Regions from separate parts of the Homo sapiens genome. Here all the other regions are linked to region 1. Evidence: read pairs that join two places in POLR2A ChIA-PET (ENCODE). Cell type or tissue: GM12878. All regions are shown on one strand.

Region 1 (2,500 bases):
TAGGTGCTAGAGCTAAAAGGTAAAAATTGCTAAGAGGGGCTGGACGCAGTGGCTCACGCCTATAATCCTGGCACTTTGGGAGGCCGAGGCAAGCGGATCACTTGAGGTCAGGAGTTTGAGACCAGCCTGGCCAACATGGGCATCTCTACTAAACCTCATTTCTACTAAAAAAAAAAATGGCTGGGCACAATGACTCACGCCTGTAATTCCAGCACTTCAGGAGACCAAGGCGGGCGGATCACAAGGTCAAGAGATTGAGACTATCCTGGCCAACATGGTGAAACCCCCAACTCTACTAAAAATACAAAAATTAGCTGGGTGTGGTGGCATGGGCCTGTAGTCTCATCTACTCGGGAGGCTGAGGCAGGATAATTGCTTGAACCCGGGAGGTGGAGGCTGCAGTCAGCCGAGATCGTGCCACTGCACTCCAGCCTGGTAACAGAGCAAGACTCCGTCTCATAACAAAAACAAAAAACAAAAATTAGCCTGGCATGGCGGCACGCACCTGCACCTGTAATCCCAGCTACTCAGGAGGCTGAGGCAAGAGAATCCATTGAATTTAAGAGGAGGAGGTTGCAATGAGCCGAGATTGTGCCACTGTACTCCAGCCTGGGTGACAGAGCAAGACCCAGTCTCAAAAAAAAAAAAAAAAAAAAATCGCTAAGAGGCAATTTTTGTCCATGTGCATGCCAAATTAGTGGAAAAAACGCTAATCTGCAGAGATGAAGAGGAAAGCAAACACAAGACATTATTACCCCCATATGTTCAAAATGTACCTGTGGACTTTCCACTGGCCAATTTAAGTCCCTTGTGAGACTGGCCTGTTCATCCAGCCACTGGTTCTGTGAGATATCCCTTGCAACAGACACTTTTGTCTGAGCATCTTGGCTGACAATCTAGCAGCTATCCCCCATCCATCCCATCTTCCCTTTGGCAGAGCACCTGTCTTATTACAGGATCACTTTCTCCATCTCTCTTGCAACACAGACATGGGCATGTGACATTACCCTGGCTAACCAGATGTAGCAGATATCTACTAAACACGTACTGAGAAAGGTTTCCTCCCAAAAAAACCCGGATACTTTTTGTATTTTTAGTAGAGATGGGGTTTCACCATGTTGGAAAGGCTGGTCTCCAACTCTTAACCTAAAGTGATCTGCCTGCCTCGGCCTCCCAAAGTGCTGGAATTGCAGGCATGAGCCACTGCACCCGGCTCCCTCCTCTTCTTTACTTGACGTGGTCATAGCTACCTGTGATGCTTGAAATGGCAGAGCCAGAGATGGAAAGCACCTGGCTTTTTGATGACAATTTCTCAGCTATTACTGAACTGAGACACCAACCTGGAATTTCCCTGCCTCTGGACTCTTTGTCATGTGAGATAGAAAATGTGCCCTTGTTGTCTAAGCCACTTTTCTTTGGGTCTTTTTTTTTTTTTTGTCTCCTTCCAAAATGTTGCTATAATTCAACCATTCTTATTGAGAGCTCACTCTCAGCCAAGCTCTGTACTGGCACTGGAATGAGAGTAGGGAACAGTAGAGTGCTAATGAGCACTCTAGGCTAAAAGAGCAGTAGAAACATAGACTTGCAGGGCTCAAGATAGACATGGGATTAGGGAAGGCCTTTCAGAGGGAGGGATTTCTAAGAGGAAATGAGAAGAATAAGTAAAAATCAGCCAAGCCAAACAGACAGCAGAGATGGAAGGAAGGTGGAAAAGCAAGAGACAGTTAGGTGGGCGTGGTGGCAGGCACCTGTAGTCCCAGCTACTCGGGAGGCTGAGGCGGGAGAACAGCGTGAACCCAGGAGGCGGAGCTTGCAGTGAGCTGAGATGGTGCCATTGCACTCCAGCCTGGGTGACAGAGTGAGACTCCATCTCAAAAAAAAAAAAAAAAAAAAAAAAAAAAATATATATATATATATATATATATAAAATATATATAACATTATTACTTATAACAGCATGAAGAATTACAAGTAGACAGAAACAAACATAATAAAAGGTGTGCAAGAACATAATAGAGCAAAGTATAAAACTTTATTAAAATGCATTTGCTAAGGTTTTAATGAATGTATCCTCCAAAAGTCATGCTGGAACTTAACCTCCAAGGTGACAGTACTAAGAGCTGGTGCCTATGGGAACTGATTAGGCTATGAAGGCTCCACCCTCATGGATGGGATTAATGCCCATATGAAAGATGCTTCAGAGAGCTGCTGTTGCTCTTCCATCCCTTCCCCATGTGGCAACACCAACACCTAGATAGCACCATCTGAGGAATGGGCCTTCACCAGTCACTGAACCTGCTGGCACCTTGATCTTGAACTTCCCAGCCTCCAAAACTGTGAGAAATAAATTTCTGTTGTTTATAAATTATCCACTCTCAGGTATTTTGTTATAGCAGCACAAATGGACTAAGACAACATTAAAGAAAAACAGAATAAATATAGAAATATACCATGTTCATGGATTGGAAGGCCATATATTATAGATATATCAATCCTCCCC
Region 2 (2,500 bases), 130 kb before region 1:
GATACGAGCGTACAGAAACATTTCAGCGTATGCAAGGATAACACGGTGACAAGGAACCAAGATGACACATTGCCAGTTCCATGGAAAGCCTGGGGCCCCTCCGGAGTCGGCCACCTTGCCTGACCCCAGAGGTGGCTCTTTGCATGTGGTTCCCTCATCCCGCCTTTTTTTTTTTTTTTTTTCCTGAAAAAAGCTTCATTTTATTATTATTTTTTGAGACAGAGTCTCACTCTGTTGCCCAGGCTGGAGTGCAGTGGTATAATCTCAACTCACTGCAACCTCTGCCTCCTGGGGTTCAAGCAATTCTCCTGCCTCAGCCTCTGGAGTAGCTGGGTCTACAGGCATGTGCCACGACGCCTGGCTAATTTTATTTTTTATTTTATTTATTTTTAGTAGAGACGGGGTTTCACGGTGTTAGCTAGGATGGTCTCGATCTCATGACCTTGTGATCTGCCTGCCTCAGCCTCCCAAAGTGCTGGGATTACAGGCATGAGCCACCACACCCGGCCAAAACATCATTTTAAAATTGAGCTTTCTGACTGTGCTCCTGCCCTTAACACCTTCCCAGCAACTTTCTGCTCCTTGATGAGGAAGGCACACTTGATCCTGTCGGGAACACGTTCACACAGAAGCACCAGATGCACTGCTGATGGGTTTTTTGTTTGTAGACAGGGTCTCACTGTGTTGCCCAGGCTGGCCTCGAACTCCTAGGCTCAAGTGATCCTTCTGCCTCAGCCTCCCAAAGTGCTGGGATTACAGGCGTGAGCCACCACGCCTGGCCGCTTGCTGACATGTTTTTGCTTTGGGGCAGTCTCATAGGAGCTTTAGGTCTCACAGCACAAACCCCTCGGAGTCAGCCCAGGCCCATGCCATGTGCAGACTTTGGCAGTTTCCCAATCTTGGTATAAAGGTAAACGATTCTCTTCCCAGGGGTTCGGGCCGGCCTAGTGCTGTTAGAGGCTGTATTCTAGGAAAGCCTATGACGGTTTGGGAAACTGGGCCATGCTGAGTGCCTGTAGACAGCGTTCCCGGAAGAGGAAAAAGCAACCTTTGTCTTTATGTGGGAATCTCTAAGCAATATTTTTGGCTTTGTTTACATTTGAAGGTTAGATATGTGTCAATCCACGTGATTGACATTGAACATGGAAAATGAGAATGAAAGTTTTGTCTGGAAGATTTATTTAGGAGGTTTGGAGACAGTTCTTGCACTACAGAAAGGTGGGCTGGAAATAGGTACCAATTTGCCTTAAAACGTTTCTTTTAAAATACCTGGCTTTTAAGGAGTTCAGACTGAGATGCCAAGATCTGAAGTCTGTGCTTGATTACTGAGCAGGGACAGGAAGTGCTCGGTGACTGGGGAGGCGGGGCTCAGGCCTCGCTCCCCACGGTGCCCCACGGTGGCTCCTCCTCCGCGCTAAGCCAGGGCGTGGCTTCAGCAGCGCTTCTTAGAGGAGCCGGAAAGGCGCCCCTGCACCGTGGGGGAGGCTGCAGGAGACCTGCCGCCTGCCTGTGGTTCTGTCGGCCATGGCGCTGCTCACAAACCTGCATCCGAATACATTTGCAAGGCGCAGCCACCCAAAAAGTGTAGTTCCTACCTTTGTTCTGTTTTAAATTCAGTGCAAACATAAATTATCCTGAGGGTCTTAATGCTACCTAATTTTGAGCCCCAGAGAGCCTTGGGGGAAGTGAGCAGAGGTTTCGGAATCACAGCCCCCTCTGGCTCGTCCCTTCTGCAACTTCACCTACACAGAGAGACACCTGCTACCTGGACGGAGCAAGGGTGAGCTGGGCGCAGAAGAAACACACGCCTTTGGGGAAAGCTAGGAGCAGTAGACAGCCTAGGCAATGTATGTTCTGGAAGGGTGTCCCAGGGTTTCTCAGGGTGCAGCCTCCATTCCTTCCTTCGATTTGACCCGGGACCAGCCTAGATGAGGGGGCCTGTGGAGAGCTGGAACTGGAAACAGGTTCTCAAGGGCAGGGCTCGGCACAGCGTGGCAGCCAGGGGCTGTGCGGACTGAAGGGATGCGGCCCTGTCCTAGGCTGAGACGTCCGTCCAGCAGGTGCCGCAGGGAGGAAGGGAGCCTTCCCCATCCCCGACGGGGACAGTGGGTCCGTGTTTCCTCCCACAGCTTTCGGCCCCTTAGCTCTGAGGACAAGGATAGGGTCCTTCCTCTGCTTCTTCTGTACCTTTTGTGGTCCGGAGATGTCCCCGGCGGAGGTCACTATACCATCTGGAGGTCTAACGGGAGGCAGGAGTGCTCAAGTCAAGGCCGAATGGGCACTCAGTGGGACCCTGGAGAAGCAGCTGACACACCAAGGGGCTGCCACGTGCCTGCTGGCAGCCTTCACACGCTCATCCCGGGTCTCAGAGGGCGCTGGCAACACAGATCCCTGCCTCCCCTATCGGGAAAGCGTTTTAGGACCAGGGAAAAGGAGGCCTCCCCCAGGCGAGTGCGCAGAGCCAGGGAACCCGTCTGGATGGTGGCTCTTTCCCACCATC
Region 3 (2,500 bases), 81 kb after region 1:
CCGTTTTTTTAAATTGTGAGGTACAGTATACATGCAGAAGAGTGTGAAGCACTTATATTGAGTTTTAACAAGTAACTATGAACAGTCACCTTTATGATCCACCACCCAGGACAAGAAATAGAACAGTTCCAGCACCTGAGAAACCTTGTGTCTCCCTCGCAGTCCTTCCCAACTCTAGAGCAACCCGTCATGAAAAATGCTACCGTAGTCACTTCCTAGCTTTTCTTTGTAGTTTAATAGGTATATATATGTAGCCCTAAAAATGTATTTCAGGGAGATTTCTTTTTATTGGTAGAACTTATGGCTGAAGTAAAATTTTCTTAGGCTTGACCAAGAAGTCATATTCTCTAAGTCTGTCTGTCTTTTGGTTTACATTAAACTTCATTTAAACTCATGAAATGTATGAAAAACAGAAAACTGTCTAAATGTAGAAAATGTAGCCTTTATTATTCTTCTCTAAAACCATAGTTGTAAATTTTGATGAGGAAATATTGATTGGTTTTCAAGTATAAGATGAGCCTCCTTTTTAAAGAGTATTTTATACCTATAAAGAGCAAAATAATACGTTAGCTTGAAGACTAGATAACCACATCTTAGGTTATCTTTGAAGACTTCCACAAAGCCATCACAAATGGCTAGATCTGTGATAAAACAGGCATAGTAAAATGTTCACTGTAGAAGTGAGGTTGTGGCTATGTATCTTTCACTATACAATTGTCAGCTGTTCTGTATGCTTGAAAATTGTTGTAACAAAATATCGGAAGGGAATCATAGAATAAGAAGATATCTCTTTAAACTCTGCCGTGGGAGAGTCGATAATTTAAGCAGTCTGTCTTTATTTCCTTCAATCCATTAATATTCATAACTTATTTCTAAGGTTTAGAAATATAGCTGAGTAGAATTTGAACAAAAAAGTAAACAATACTTTAAAAGAAAAAATAAAAGAAAAAATATATATCGCTGAGGATTTGGGTACCTTTAAATGTTTTCTTCTTCACTTTCAGTTTTTCTTTAACATCAGCACTGATGACCAAGAAGGCCTTTACAGTCTTTATTTTCATAAATGCCTTGGAAAAGAATTGCCAAGTGACAAGTTTACATTCAGCCTTGATGTGAGTACTGTTTGGAGATTGTTCTACGTGGATTTTGTCAGCATAAAACGGGAGATTTGTTTCTGTATAAGATTAGATTTTAAGAATACTTAAGAAAAGAATGTGGGCAGACACACATTCCTGCCACTGTGCAGGATACTTCAGCAGAGGATTCATAGGAAAATACAAAGCAATTTAGGATGTGTCTGCACTTTAACCTGTGCGTTAAGAATGTGGTTGTTTTGGCTGGGCATGGTGGCTCATGCCTGTAACCCCAGCACTTTGGGAGGCTGAGGTGGGCAGATCACCTGAGTCCAAGAGTTTGAGACCAGTGTGGGCAATATGGCAAAACCCTCTCTCTACAAAAAATGTGAAAAATTAGCCAGGCGTGGTGGTACACACCTCTAGTCCCGGCTACTCAGGTGGGAGGATTTCTTGAGCCCAGGAGGCAGAGGTTACAGTAAACCGAGATTGCATCACTGCACTCCAGCCTGGGCAAAAGGGTGAGACCCTGTCTCAAATTAAAAAAAAAAAGTGGTTGTGTGGTTATTTGCTGGTACTCACTTTTTTTTTTTTTTTTTTTGAGATGGAGTTTCATTCTTGTTGCCCAGGCTGGAGTGCAATGGCATGATCTTGCCTCACCGCAACCTCCATCTCCTGGGTTCAAGTGATTCTCCTTCCTCAGCCTCCTGAGTAGCTGGGATTACAGGCGCCTTTCACAATGCCTGGCTAATTTTTTTTTTTTTTTTTCCAGACGGAGTCTTGCTCTGTCACTCAGGTTGGAGTGCAGTGGTGCAATCTTGGCTCACTGCAACCTCTGCCTCCTGGGTTCAAGTGATTGTCCTTCCTCAGCCTCCCAAGTAGCTGGGATTACAAGGGTGCGCCACCACACCTGGCTAATTTTTGTGTTTTTCGTAGAGACAGGGTTTCACCATGTTGGCCAGGCTGGTCTTGAACTCCTAACCTTGTGATCCACCTACCTCGGCCTCCCAAAGTGCTGGGATTACAGGCGTGAGCCACTGTGCCTGGCCCTAATTTTTTTTGTGTTTTTAGTAGAGACGGGGTTTCACCATGTTGGCCAGGCTGGTGTTGAACTCCTGATCTCAGGTGATCGTGATCCACCCGCCTCAGCCTCCCAAAGTGCTGAGATTACAGGTGTGAGCCACCATGCCCAGCCACTGGTACTTACTTTCTTAAGCTTAAGTGAAACAACTGAGATTCCAAATTGCTGAATAAGGGATGATATGTTTCTGAAAAGTAAAAATTAATTTCATGCTGGTTTCAGATTGAGATCACAGAGAAGAATCCTGACAGCTACCTCTCAGCAGGAGAAATTCCTCTCCCCAAATTATACATCTCAATGGCCTTTTTCTTCTTTCTTTCTGGGACCATCTGGATTCATATCCTTC

The links. ChIA-PET counts read pairs that join two places held together with the same protein. Peaks named below come from ENCODE experiments on the same cell type or tissue, not always from the same donor. Only the 100,000 strongest peaks of a DNase experiment are listed, where the experiment ranks them.
Region 2: POLR2A ChIA-PET joins it to region 1 with 12 read pairs; 13 of 35 experiments call an interaction of 5 or more read pairs at or near these places.
Region 3: POLR2A ChIA-PET joins it to region 1 with 5 read pairs; 4 of 35 experiments call an interaction of 5 or more read pairs at or near these places.

The regions. Positions count from the first base shown.
Region 1 is chr9:130,009,343-130,011,842 of GRCh38, forward strand. The region is part of intron 1 of FNBP1 (formin binding protein 1); the gene reads right to left. Among named protein-coding and RNA genes, the nearest start is that of FNBP1, 33 kb to the right of the region's middle. RefSeq lists enhancers at 708-757, 1,338-1,417. In GM12878, no CTCF peak of the experiment used is centred here; a DNase peak (open chromatin) is centred at 1,345; H3K4me3 peaks cover 1,154 bases; H3K27ac peaks cover 2,402 bases.
Region 2 is chr9:129,883,166-129,885,665 of GRCh38, forward strand. No RefSeq gene overlaps it. Among named protein-coding and RNA genes, the nearest start is that of MIR6855, 15 kb to the left of the region's middle. RefSeq lists enhancers at 1,245-1,539, 1,531-1,840, 1,639-2,320, 2,371-2,420. In GM12878, a CTCF peak has its summit at 2,058 (motif pointing right); DNase peaks (open chromatin) are centred at 1,406, 1,969 and 2,212; H3K4me3 peaks cover 1,003 bases; H3K27ac peaks cover 1,968 bases.
Region 3 is chr9:130,089,872-130,092,371 of GRCh38, forward strand. It overlaps GPR107 (G protein-coupled receptor 107), which reads left to right. Exons shown (of 18, transcript NM_020960.5): 8 at 1,005-1,112; 9 at 2,377-2,500. Among named protein-coding and RNA genes, the nearest start is that of GPR107, 37 kb to the left of the region's middle. In GM12878, no CTCF peak of the experiment used is centred here; no DNase peak of the experiment used is centred here.